Regions from separate parts of the Homo sapiens genome. Here regions 1 and 3 are each linked to region 2. The links are chromatin contacts, found by Hi-C or POLR2A ChIA-PET in ENCODE. All regions are on one chromosome and are shown on one strand. The core of a region is the stretch at or near the end of the contact, and the rest is flanking DNA. Distances in the headings are between cores, read along the strand shown.

Region 1 (3,953 bases), core at 170-2,669, 540 kb before region 2:
TGTTGCTAACAGAATATGACAGAAGCGATGCTAGGTAGGCAGGGCCCAGTGACTCGCACCTGTAATCCCAGTGACTCGCACCTGTAATCCCAGTGGCTCGCACCTGTAATCCCAGTGACTCGCACCTGTAATCCCAGTGGTTTGCACCTGTAATCCCAGTGGTTTTGGAGACGGAGGTGGGACTGTTGCTTGAGCCCAGGAATTTGAGGTCTCAGAGAGCTCTGTCACCCACTGCACTCCAGCTTGGGTGACAGAGCAGACCCAAACTTTAAAAAAAAAAAAAGAAAAGAAAAGAAAAAAGAAATAAAGAAAAAAGGCCAGGCATGGTGGCTCACGCTTATAATCCCAGCACTTTGGGAGGCTGAGGTGGGCAGATCGCCTGAGGCCAGGAGTTGGAGACCAGCCTGGCCAACATGGTGAAACTCTGTCTCTACTAAAAATACAAAAATTAGCTGGGCGTGGTGGCATATGCCTGTAATCCCAGCTACTCCAGAGGCTGAGGCAGGAGAATCGCTTGACCCGGGAGGTGGAGGTTGCAGTGAGCCGAGATCACACCATTGTACTCCAACCCAGGTGACAGAATGAGATTCCGTCTCAGGAAAAAAAAAAAAAAAAGAAGAAGAAAAAGGCAAATTTAGACAGTTAAGGGCACAAGCCTCAGGGACTGCCTGAGTGTGAAGATGAGGGAGAGTAGGTGTCTAGTGTGACCCCCACGTTTCTTACTTGGGGAACAATGGGTGGTCAGGCCATTTACCAAGACAGAGAACGAGGAAAAGCTGGTTTCAGAAGAAGCATGTTAAAGATTCTAACTCCAAGATTACACCTTCCAATAAACATCCCTCTTAAGCAATGCTAGCTTCTGCAACACCTCTTAGATTATCTGACTTTTTTCATAAAAAGGAAAACTTTTGCACCGCTGCCAATGCAATTTCTATATTGGCCACCAGAGAGCACCAATGCTCGAGCAGTTCAACTAGACTCACCACCTGGTCCTGTTTTACACTTTAGAAAAAAAAAAAAAAAAAAAAAAAGCCGGGGGAAAGATTTTGGCTTCATCATCTTGTCTCAGAATCATTCTCGTGAGCTTCCCTGGCACCGGGATAAAATCTGATAGCTATGTCATGTGTGAAAAAGGTTTGGCTTATTGGATCCCTCAGTGCTAATTAGGAAAAAATCTCCTCCCTCACCACAATTTTCCATGTGTGCCTGAGCCCACCTCACGAAGTCCAGGGGACTTTCCTGATTTGTTTTGCATTGCTAGCCTTAGGCAAAACCCAGCACATTTTGCTTCTGATACATTTCCACTGCTGCCTCGTTTTCCCCACTGTCACCCGTGACCTCTGTGCTTCCCTCTCATTGCTGTGCTTCCAGCCCCGGGAACTTGCTCCTTCAGTTGCCTGATGGGAAAGCACAGAGGGTAGTTCCTTCCTAGAAGTGATTTCAGCCCCATTGCCTCCCATCCCCTCGCCTCTCATTCTCCAAGGACATTCAGCAGCTTGTGGGGGGCGGGGTATCAGAGCCTCACAGACCAAAGCCTGGTGTCTGCTGCCCTAGGTCTTTCTCTCTCTCTTTCTTTCTTTCTTTTCTTTCTTTCTCTTCTTTCTTTCTCTCTCTCTCTCTCTCTCTTTCTTTCTTGCTCTGTCGCCCAGGCTGGAGTGCAGTGGCAGTGGCGCCTTCTCGGCTCACTGCAACCTCCGCCTCCCGGGTTCAGGTGATTCTCCTGCCTCAGCCTCCCGAATAGCTGGGACTAAAGGAACGTGCCACCACACCCAGCTAATTTTTTGTATTTTTAGTGGAGATGAGGTTTCACCGTGTTAGCCAGGATGGTCTTGAGCTCCTGACCTCGTGATCCTCCCACTTTGGCCTCCCCATGTGCTGGGATTACAGGCATGAACCACTGTGCCTGGCCCTTTTTTTTTTTTTTTTTGAGATAGATTCTTGCTCTGTCGCCCAGGCTGGAGTGCAGAGGCACGATCATGACTCACTGCAGCCTCCACCTCTCGGGTTCAAGCAATTCTCCTGCCTTAGCCTCCCCAGTAGCTGGGATTACAGGCGCCCACCACCATGCCCAACTAATTTTTTTTGGTATTTTTAGTAGAGACGGGGTTTCGCCATGTCGGCCAGGCTGGTGTCAAACACCTGACCTCAGCTGGTCTGCCCACCTTGGCCTCCCAAAGTGCTAGCATTACCGGCGTGAGCCACCGCGCCTGACCTGCCCTAGGTATTTCTTTCTGTTGTTCTTCTAGATGACTCTAGGACCCCTGACCTCCTGGGGGGCCACTGCTTCCCCTCTAAACCCGCTCCCATGGCAGGCGATTTAGGGCCAACTCCCAAGCCAGATCCCACCAAGGGTGATGGTTCCCAGAGTCCCCTGGGCCCAGCGGCAGAGGGGACCAAAACTACCCACTGTTGTCATTAATGCACCACCTGGAAGTCATTATTTGGCAATAGAATCTCTCTATTCCTGAAGGTACCAAGGCCGTAGGAATTACAGATTCTCTCTGGTCTGGTAAACATTATCTCCCAGACTTGTGGCTGCATAGAATTCATCTCAGCCTGCTGAGATCATTGCTACTCACCTGGTTTTCCCATGATCAGAACTAATTTCTTTCTTCTTTTTTTTTGAGACTGAGTCTCACTCTGTCGCCCAGGCTGGAGTGCAGTGGCGTGATCTCGGCTCACTGCAACCTCTGCCTCCCAGGTTCAAGCAAGTCTCCTGCCTCAGCCTCCTGAGTAGCTGGGACTACAGGTGTGCTCCACCACGCCTGGCTGATTTTTGTATTTTTAGTAGACATGGGGTCTCGTTATGTTGGCCAGGCTGGTCTTGAACTCCTGACCTCATGTGATCCGCCCGCCTCGGCTTCCCAACGTGCTGGGATTATAGGTGTGAGCCACCGTTCCCAGCCAATCAGAACTAATTTCTGTCTTGGGGTTCTCTTGTTGCTTGTGCCTCCATTAAAGCAGTTATCCTGGGATTTTATTCTTTTCAGAGCCTGAAAACCTCCTTTGGGCAAAACAATCCCTTTTACACATCTCAGAATTCCTTAGAGTTGGGATATCTGACATCCGACATCCTCTGACCACACACACACACACACACACACACACACACACACACTCTCTCTCTCTCTCTCTCTCTCTCTCTCTTTCTCTCTCCGCCCCCCCCCCCACCATCACCTGGCTAGACTGTAGATGGTGAGGAGGTCGTTTGCTTCTTTGTTTATCAGTTCCTGGTACTATGGGGGAACACACAGGCATGTAGTGAAATTTTCATGAAAGTAAACTTAAACAACTACCATTTATGTTAATATATTAATCTCCTTTCCTTTTTGGGGGTAGTGATGTTGGTGGTTAAAATGTTCTTTTACTGTGAAGTAATGGAAAAAATATTTCTTTAATTTTATTTTATCCTGTAGTCTTTACTTGGCAATATAAAAAGTAGACCATCTTATTTCGGTTGCCCAATCATTCATTTTATTTTTAAGAATTTTTACTGCCTTTGAGAAGTCCAAGAGGCTGGAAACTGTTGTCCCACCATTTTCAGCACAGTCCTCAAAGCAGAGCCATCCTCAGGAAACACCAAATTGCCATAAGACACAGCAGTTCCACTCCCAGATATACACCCAAGAAAATGGTACAAGGTACACACACACAATCTCGTAAAAAATGGATGTTTATAGCAGCGTTATTCACAATAGCCAAACAGTGGAAACAGCCCAAATGTCCATGGATGGATGGAAGGATAAATGAAGTGTGGTCTATCCATACAATGGGATATTATCCAGCCACAAAAAGGCGTGAAGCCTTGATACATGCTGCAATATGGACAGATCTTGAAACCGTGATGCTAAATGAAAGAAGCCAGACCCAAAAGGCCACATATTACATGAAATGCCCAGAGCAGGCAAATGTATAGAAACAAAAAGCAGGTGGCAGCTGCCAGAGGATGGGAG
Region 2 (3,980 bases), core at 193-2,692:
GTCTCACTCTGTTGCCCAGGCTGGAGTGCAGTGGTGCGATCTCAGCTCACTGCAAGCTCCGTCTCCCGGGTTCACGCCATTCTCCTGCCTCAGCCTCCCGAGTAGCTGGGACTACAGGCGCCTGCTTACCACACCCGGCTAATTTTTTGTATTTTTAGCAAGAGATGGGGTTTCACCATGTTAGCCAGGATGGTCTCGATCTCCTGACCTCATGATCCGTCCGCCTCAGCCTCCCAAAGTGCTGGGATTACAGGCGTGAGCCACCGCGCCCGGCCATAAACCAAGTAGAGTTCTTACATGTGCATTAAAAATGCTGGACGAAGTCGAATTTTATTTTTTGTCTATATTCTAGGAATAGTTTATAAACTTTCTATTACCTTTTACATCAGAAAATAAATAAACAGCCTTAAGAATAAAACTATAATAAAAGTATAGAGCAGCCTTGAGGTATGACGTGTAACTGTTTTACCATCTGGGACATTTTTAAGCTTCACAAACTCTCCCTTCTTTGTTGGGATGCCCCAGGGCAGGGACCCTGTCTCCTTTCGGTCTTGGTGGCGCCAGGAACACATCAGGGCTCAATAAATAATTGATAACAACAAAGACCCCCAAAGGAGTCCCTTCACTTTGGGTGGCCTGCTGAACTCCTCAAGGCTTTCTCTTAAGTGCATTTCATTTGTTTTGAATTTTTTTCAACTTAAATGGTTGAAAATCAAAGCCAGGAGAGAGCTGTTGGCTTGTGGAGAGCTGGAAAAGAGAAAAATAAAGAGTGAGTACAGTCCCTGCGGGGCCACAGCGTGGGGCCTGGACCTGGGCACCTGCAGCTTCTGAAAGTCCCTTCTCGGGAGACGGAAGGAGAGGCTTTCATTCACATCCTAAAGCGAGATGAAACCACTTTCTGGTTCCTTTTTTGAAAACGGGTGTTTTTGTACCCAGATGGGCTCTGAGGCATATGATCTAAGAGTCAAAAAAGATTGGATGGTGCATGAAAAAACACTGAAAATCCTTAGTATAAGAAAGGTGGACTTGGAGATTAGAGAGAACGGTCCCTGCATCGGAGTCACTTGCTAACAGGTGTGTACTGAGTACCCACCCCTGCCAGGCACTGCTCTGAGTGCCGGGACAGAGCAGGGAACAAAACACCCCCACCCCTCCCGCCCCCGCCCCCGCCCCCGCCCCGCCCCACCTCACGAGTTACTCACGAGTCTGGAGGACAAGCAGTAGCCATTGAACCTGCAACTGCATGATGTGCGGGAGGTGGGGGCTGTTCTAAAGGACGATAGAGGTGAAGGGCAAGGCCGTGTCAGGGGTCAGGAGGCCTCTCTGAGGAGGTGGGCAAGCCCTGGGAAGAGCACCCCAAGCAGAGGCACAGCAGGTGCACAGGCCCCGGGGTAGGAGAGACCTTGGTGATCCTGGGTGAGGAACAGCAGGGAGGTGGGTGTGGCTGGAGCCACGTGACCCAGGGGGAGGTGGGAGGAGATGAGGTCACAGGAGAGGGCGTGGAGTGAAGCAGTGAGGGGTGACCTGTGGCCTGTGGTCACTGTCTCCAGGTGAGCAGGCTCTGGTGGAGAGCCAGGGCTCTCAGGGGTGGTCCTAGGGGCAGCAGCATCAGCACCCCGGGGCCCTGCTGGGAAAGCCAGCTCTGGGCTCTGCTGAGACCTCCTGAATCAGAACCTCAGGGTGGGCCTGGCCATCGGAGTTTTAACAAGGCCTCCAAAACATTCTGACACTCACCAGAGTCTGAGAGACACAGCAGAGCTAGAATCTGGGCTCCAGTTTTCACCCAGGAGACAGGAGGATTCTGGGTGGAAGGGCAGGAGGGACTGGGGTCCCCCCTAGAAGGAGCGCCCCAGGAGGACGCCACACAGGTGGACATTCGCTCCTCCTGGGAATGGTCTCTAAGGGTTCCTTGGACAGGAAAGTGGCTCTCTGAGCTGCCTTAGCGTTGGAGATGCTGGGGTGAGTGCCCCAGGAGCAGGCCTGCACCTGTGACTGAGGGGCGGGGAATAAACACCCCAGCTTCCCCTGTGTCTGGGTGACTCTGAGGGGCGTCCCGTACACAGATCCCAGGCTGCTCAGCAGGATCGAGTTGGGAAGGGGGTGTCAGGACAGGAAGCAGCATGACTAGAGGTGGAAGAACCTTGGCATATGCAGGGCACTGTGTGTAATTCCATCGGGCTGCAGTGTAAGCTTGCAGAGAGGAGGAGGGAGAGTGGAGTGAGATGGAAAGTGACTGATGAAATGTATGTCTCCCCAGGAACGTCGGTCACGGATAAGCCCCCAGTGAAGGGACTTAGGAAGCCTCTCCCCCTTCGTGTTCTTTCCCCAGAGAGTCTTCCGAGATGGAAATGCTTGCAAGGAAGGAAGAGACACTTTCTATCTTCTGCCATCAGAAGCACAGAAGGGTGAAGCCAGGCACACCCAGAGAAGCATCTCATGTTGTGTGTGGCTGCTGCAGCGCTCTCTTGGGCCCTGGGGCAGGAGATGCTCAAAGGTCAACAGGACTTGGGAAGGCAGCTGTGAGTAAAGCCCCCAGTCCTGGTCCTGGACTCACTGCACCAGGGACCCCAAGGGGCTAAACATGACTGGATTGTAGCAAGCCATTTTCAACATGCAAAGAAGCAACCAGGAAGAATGTCTAATTACAGATGTGCTATTTCTCTCCTCTTTCTTCTTCAACTTTCTCATTACCCTCAGTGACATCACAGCAGCTTCCCCTTGTCCTGTGACAAACCCAGAGCAAGGTGCTTTGGGTGGTAGTCAGAGTGACATGGGAGACCCTGAGTTCCACGTGTCTAAGCCCATATTTCCCTCCTTCCTCCCTAGTTCAAGGAGGTAACCAGGCATGGCGACTCCTCCTGGCAGGCACGTTCACAGGACAGAGGCAGGAGCTACTTGAGAGAGATTTAGCTCATTGGAGCGAGGGGCGGGGCAGAGAGGGAAAGAGATGGAGGAGAAGTTTATTGAAGAATGGAAAGGTGCAATGTTCCCCAGGTCCTAGAGATGCGCTGCACTGCAGAGGGTGGCTGTGAGGTCCCACACCTGCAAGCGGGAGTCACTGGATTCTGCTGGTGGCTGACCTGCTGACCAGAGATGTGAGCCCAGTTTCCTCTTCTATAAAATCAGGCGTAGCCCAGTGGCTTTCAATCCTGGTTATATGTTAGTGACATCTGGGAAGGTTTAAAGATTCCTGATGGCCAAGCTGGACCCCAAATCTATCAGATCAGATCATCTGGGTAGAACACAGAAGCACCAGAGTCGATAATGTCCCTCAGGTGACTCAAATGTGCAGCCAACATGGAGACCACTGACCTAAGCTAAGTCCTGTTTATGAGAATGTTGAGACCATGAAATGCTTAGAGCAGGCAAGGCCCTAAGAAATCACCTGACCCAACTTCTGCCATTCACAGGGGAGGAAACTGGTTTTCAGAGAGGCCAAATCACTTGCCCAAGGACACACAGCACATGAGCGGCAGAGCCATTTCCAGTGTTCCCTCCACCTCTCAACGTCCGAATATGACTAATCTGAAGCTCTCAATTTCACAAGAGAGCTGGGCCTGAGAGACCCACATGGAATCCCTGATTTTCAGGATAGAATCCTAGGCCTCTTGGTGGTTCAGCAGGCCATCCTGTTGCAGTGACCCTGAGGTCCCTCCTTGGTGAAAAATTCCAGGAGGCTTGAAATGTTCTCCAAGGCATAGAAAAGGATGATATGCCTGGAAACTGGAAAAGACTGGGAAATAGATGACAATTTGGGTTTTGTGGCTTCTTTCCCAAAATAAACATGGCAGAATTGCTTCTCACTGAAAGGGCGTCTGGGTTTCATAAACAGACCATAAAGAGGCAATCGAAGACCCAGAACATCCCCAAATCAGCATCTGTCCCTGCGATCTGGCTCTACCTCCATCCTCCTCCATCTCTCTCTCACCCAGGCTCACAACACCAGGAAGTGCTCTTGCCTTTTGGAAGGAGGATGGTCT
Region 3 (3,607 bases), core at 400-2,899, 630 kb after region 2:
AGTGATCCTTCCCTTCTCTCTGAACCCTCTCAGCCTCCTGGTCTCCCCTCAGTCACTGTCCTCCAGCCACAGCTTCTCAAGCAGTCAGCCACACCTGACATGCACCCACTCACAGTGCTTTGCACTTCTTTCCTTTTCTCAAAACTTCTACACGTCTGCACTTTCCTCGTGTCTGTGTTCCAATGCTGCCTCCTCAAAGAAGCCTTCCTTGACTACCCCATGCCTCCTGTTCATCCCAGTTTTTTCCCACCAGTGCCCCCATCACCACTGAACACCACTGACTGTGTATTCTGCCCATTTGTCTCATTGATTGTCTCGTTTCTAAAATGCCAGCTCTCAGGCTGGGCGTGGTGGCTCACGCCAGTAATTCTAACACTTTGGGAGGCTGAGGCGGGTGGATCACTTGAGGTCAGGAGTTTGAGACTAGCCTAGCCAACATGGTGAAACCCCATCTCTACTAAAAATACAAAAATTAGCTGGATGTGGTGGCGCAAGCCTGTAATCTCAGCTACTCGGGAGGCTGAGGCAGGAGAACCACTGGAACCAGGGAGGTGGAGGTTGCAGTGAGCCGAGATCACACCACTACACTCTGTCGCTTGGGTGACAGAATGAGACTCTATCTCAAAAATAAATAAATAAAATGCCAGCTCCCTGGAAGCAGCGGCCTCTGTTCTGTGCCCTCGCGGGTTGCCAGGCCTAGAGAGTGCCCACCCCATCGTAGGTGCTCAGGAGACCTTCCCAGGATGACTGGTGACTAAGTCTCCACATTCTGTCCCCGCCAGCAGCCCACCCCCATCTCTTCCACACTCCTTTCTCCTCTCCCGTTTCTCTCCTCTCCACCCCCACTCCCACCATCTCAGCCTTTCCTCCTCTTTCTTCTCAGCCTCTCTGCACACACAGGGAAGAGAAGACTGAAATTATTCCCGGGATGCCGTCCCTGGGCCCCTGGTGCAGCTGTCCCTGCCTTCACAATGGCAGCCTTCTCTTTGCTTGGCTCTTCTCCTGGGTTTGCTCCCTGCTCTCTTCCTCTCTCCTTGAGTGCACACAAGTGTGCACGCACGCACGCACACACACAGCTCCCTTCTTCCCTCGGTCCAGCTGCCTCTCATCTGCCCATCTTCCCTCCCCCTCTCCGGCCTGTGGGGGGACAGCAGAGCCTCTCCATTCACCCCGTGGAGTGTATCCACTGCTCACAGCAGGTAGCCTTCCTGTCTCTCTGCAGCGAACACCCAGCCTTCCCCACTGTGGGGATCCGAGTATCCACGGGAATTGCACAGCCCCTCCTGGGACCCAGGCTGACCCAGCGTGTCCTCGAGAGGCACGGATTTGCCGCCTCCGTGCACATCTTCAAGCGAAATTTCTTCCTCTAATTTGATAGTCACTTCCTTTCTCTAAGACCTCAGATTTCAAAATAAGTGAAGCACTTGTTTTGAGCAAGAGTCTAAAGAATTAGACTCCGCCTTAAGCGCCCTTGTGACCTTGAGCTGAGACCTCATCCCCTCTGGGCGTCAGTCTCTCCATCTGTGCAGCAGTGTTGTGACATCTAAGCACTAGTCACCCAGTGCCTGTGATAAGACGCCACCCTGAGTGATACGTGACCTGTGCCCACAAACCCAGGAGGAGAGGTTCCCTGCGCCGTAAGAGGAAGTGGCCACGGGGAAAGAGGAAGCTGATGTGAGGCCGATGGGGCAGGGTTTCCGATTGTTTCCAGGCGACACCCTCTCTGTCCCACCCCCTTAGCAGGTGTATCCACTTCCCTAGTGGACCACAGACTGGGTGGCTTAGAACAAAAGGCGATTTTCACAGTTCCGGGAGCCAGAACCCCAAAATCAAGCATCATCAGGGCCACGCTTTCCCTGCAGGCTTCAGGGGAGGGTCCTTTGCCCTTGAGTTCCTGGGGGTTGCTGGGAATCTTGGCACCCCTTGGCTTGTGGCCACATCACTCCAGCCTCTGCCTTCATCTTCATGCGGCCTCCTCCCTGTGGGTCCCTCTCTTCCCGTGGCCTGCTCCTCTCTGAATCAGTGTCCAAATTTCCCTCTTCTGTCAGGACACCAGTGATTGGACTAGAGCCCGCTCTGATCCAGCGTAACTTCATCTTACAACACCATGTTACAAACACGGTCACCCTCACAGGTACCTGGGCAAGGACTTGAGCATATATTTTGGGGAACACATTCATCTCGTGACGGCTGGTTTCTTTCACACATTAAACCCCGCCCCCCCCCATAAAGGCTGCAGAGCCGATGTCAAACTGAGCAAACCTGCCGCTCTTCCCCTCTTCACTGCCCCAGCTGTGGTCCTGGGTGGGGAGCAGTGTGGCCGCCCTGAAGATCAGCTCCATGCGTAGCCTTCCCTTCCCAACCATGGTTTCTCTCAAGGAATCTCCACCTGCAGTGGGCGTTGAAACAGCTGCAGGGTCAAAAGTGAGGGAAGGGTGACTGTGGTGACAGACAGGCACACCCTGTCTCCTGGGCCTCAAGAGGCTTCCGGGGGTTTCAGAGTGCATGAGACCTTTTGTAGTCCTCTCCTAGGTGCTAGCTGTGACTCCCTGAACATTCTGGAATGAGTTAGGCTGGAGCCAAATGGCCCAGTACCGTTGCCACTAGCCACAGGGAGCTATTTAACTTTACGTTAATTACAATTAGCATTTCAGTTTCTCAGGTGCACTAGCCATGGTTCAGGTATTCAGTAGGCGCACATGGGTTCTGTACTGGATAATGCACATAGAGAATGTTTCCATTGGCACAGAAAGGACTCTTGGACAGCAGGAGAATAGAGCCTATGGCTGGGCCTGTAATCCCGGCACTTGGAAAGGTCGAGGCAGGAGGATCTCTTGAGGCCAGGAGTTTGAGACCAGCCTGGGCAACATAGTAAGACCTGTATCTTTACAAAAAATTTGAAAAAAAAAAAATTAGCTGGACATGGTAGTCCATGCTTGTAGTCCCAGCTACTTGGGAGGCTGAGGCAGGAGGATCACTTGAGCCTAGGAGTTTGAGGCTGCAGTAAGCCATGATCACACCACTGTACTTCGGCCTGGGCAACAGAGTGAGACCTTGTCTCTAAAAAAGAAAGAAGAATAAAGCCTAATCAAACAAAATCTTTTGGGAGTGGGGAGTGACACACAGCACTGAGAAGGGGCAATAAAAACGCAGGGGGTGGTGGCTGTCGAACTTTAGGTGAGTGCTTTCCGTGATTCCTCATCTGTAATCCAATCTCCTCCTCCTCATCCCTGCACTCACTTCCCCTTATGCTCCCAGTACCTTGATCTGTCTTCCCAAACCTTCCTGGGTCTCGGGTCAGGGTCTCAGGACAGGTTCCTGTTCTCCGAGCAGCAGACACCATCCATCCCGGGGCCAGCAGGTTGTGCCAGCCCACACAGCGAGTCCTTTGGGAATCCATCCGTGTCGCAGGGGATTTGAGCAAATGAAGGGAAACCGAGTTCCTACACCGAGGCCGGGAGCGGGGCTTCCTCTGTCATCCCTGTGTGAACCCGTTCTAGCCTGGGGGCTCCAAATGCATAGAGGGCTGGCAGGTAGCCCAAAGCAGAGAGGCAGGCTGGGTGGGGAGGGGGTGCCCAGATTTCAACTGTGGACTGTTCACTCTACT

The links. Hi-C counts contacts between places; a loop is a spot of excess contacts on that map. ChIA-PET counts read pairs that join two places held with the same protein, here RNA polymerase II (POLR2A). Pooled maps may share reads with other maps.
Region 1: a pooled map shows a loop between it and region 2 (2.0-fold over the local background). The contact joins the enhancer-like site here to the promoter of LINC00494 in region 2. A Hi-C loop is called at or near these places in 1 of 37 single-sample maps with no recorded cell type and 1 of 50 pooled maps. POLR2A ChIA-PET finds 5 or more read pairs at or near these places in 2 of 52 experiments (HepG2 and MCF 10A).
Region 3: a loop to region 2 is called in a map of B cell, with 19 times the contacts of the local background. The contact joins the enhancer-like site here to the promoter of LINC00494 in region 2. A Hi-C loop is called at or near these places in 2 of 168 maps with a recorded cell type or tissue (B cell and OCI-LY7), 5 of 37 single-sample maps with no recorded cell type and 7 of 50 pooled maps.

The regions. Positions count from the first base shown.
Region 1 is chr20:48,902,212-48,906,164 of GRCh38, reverse strand. No RefSeq gene overlaps it. Among named protein-coding and RNA genes, the nearest start is that of ARFGEF2, 18 kb to the left of the region's middle. Within about 2 kb of position 1,419, at least 2 of the 41 ENCODE cell types and tissues checked have a DNase peak (open chromatin) inside an H3K27ac peak, as active enhancers do.
Region 2 is chr20:48,357,373-48,361,352 of GRCh38, reverse strand. It overlaps LINC00494 (long intergenic non-protein coding RNA 494), which reads right to left and starts at 1,442. Exons shown (of 5, transcript NR_026958.1): 1 at 1,203-1,442.
Region 3 is chr20:47,725,678-47,729,284 of GRCh38, reverse strand. The region is part of intron 3 of SULF2 (sulfatase 2); the gene reads left to right. Among named protein-coding and RNA genes, the nearest start is that of SULF2, 58 kb to the left of the region's middle. Within about 2 kb of position 1,649, at least 15 of the 41 ENCODE cell types and tissues checked have a DNase peak (open chromatin) inside an H3K27ac peak, as active enhancers do; they include B cell and OCI-LY7, where a contact is called at or near this core.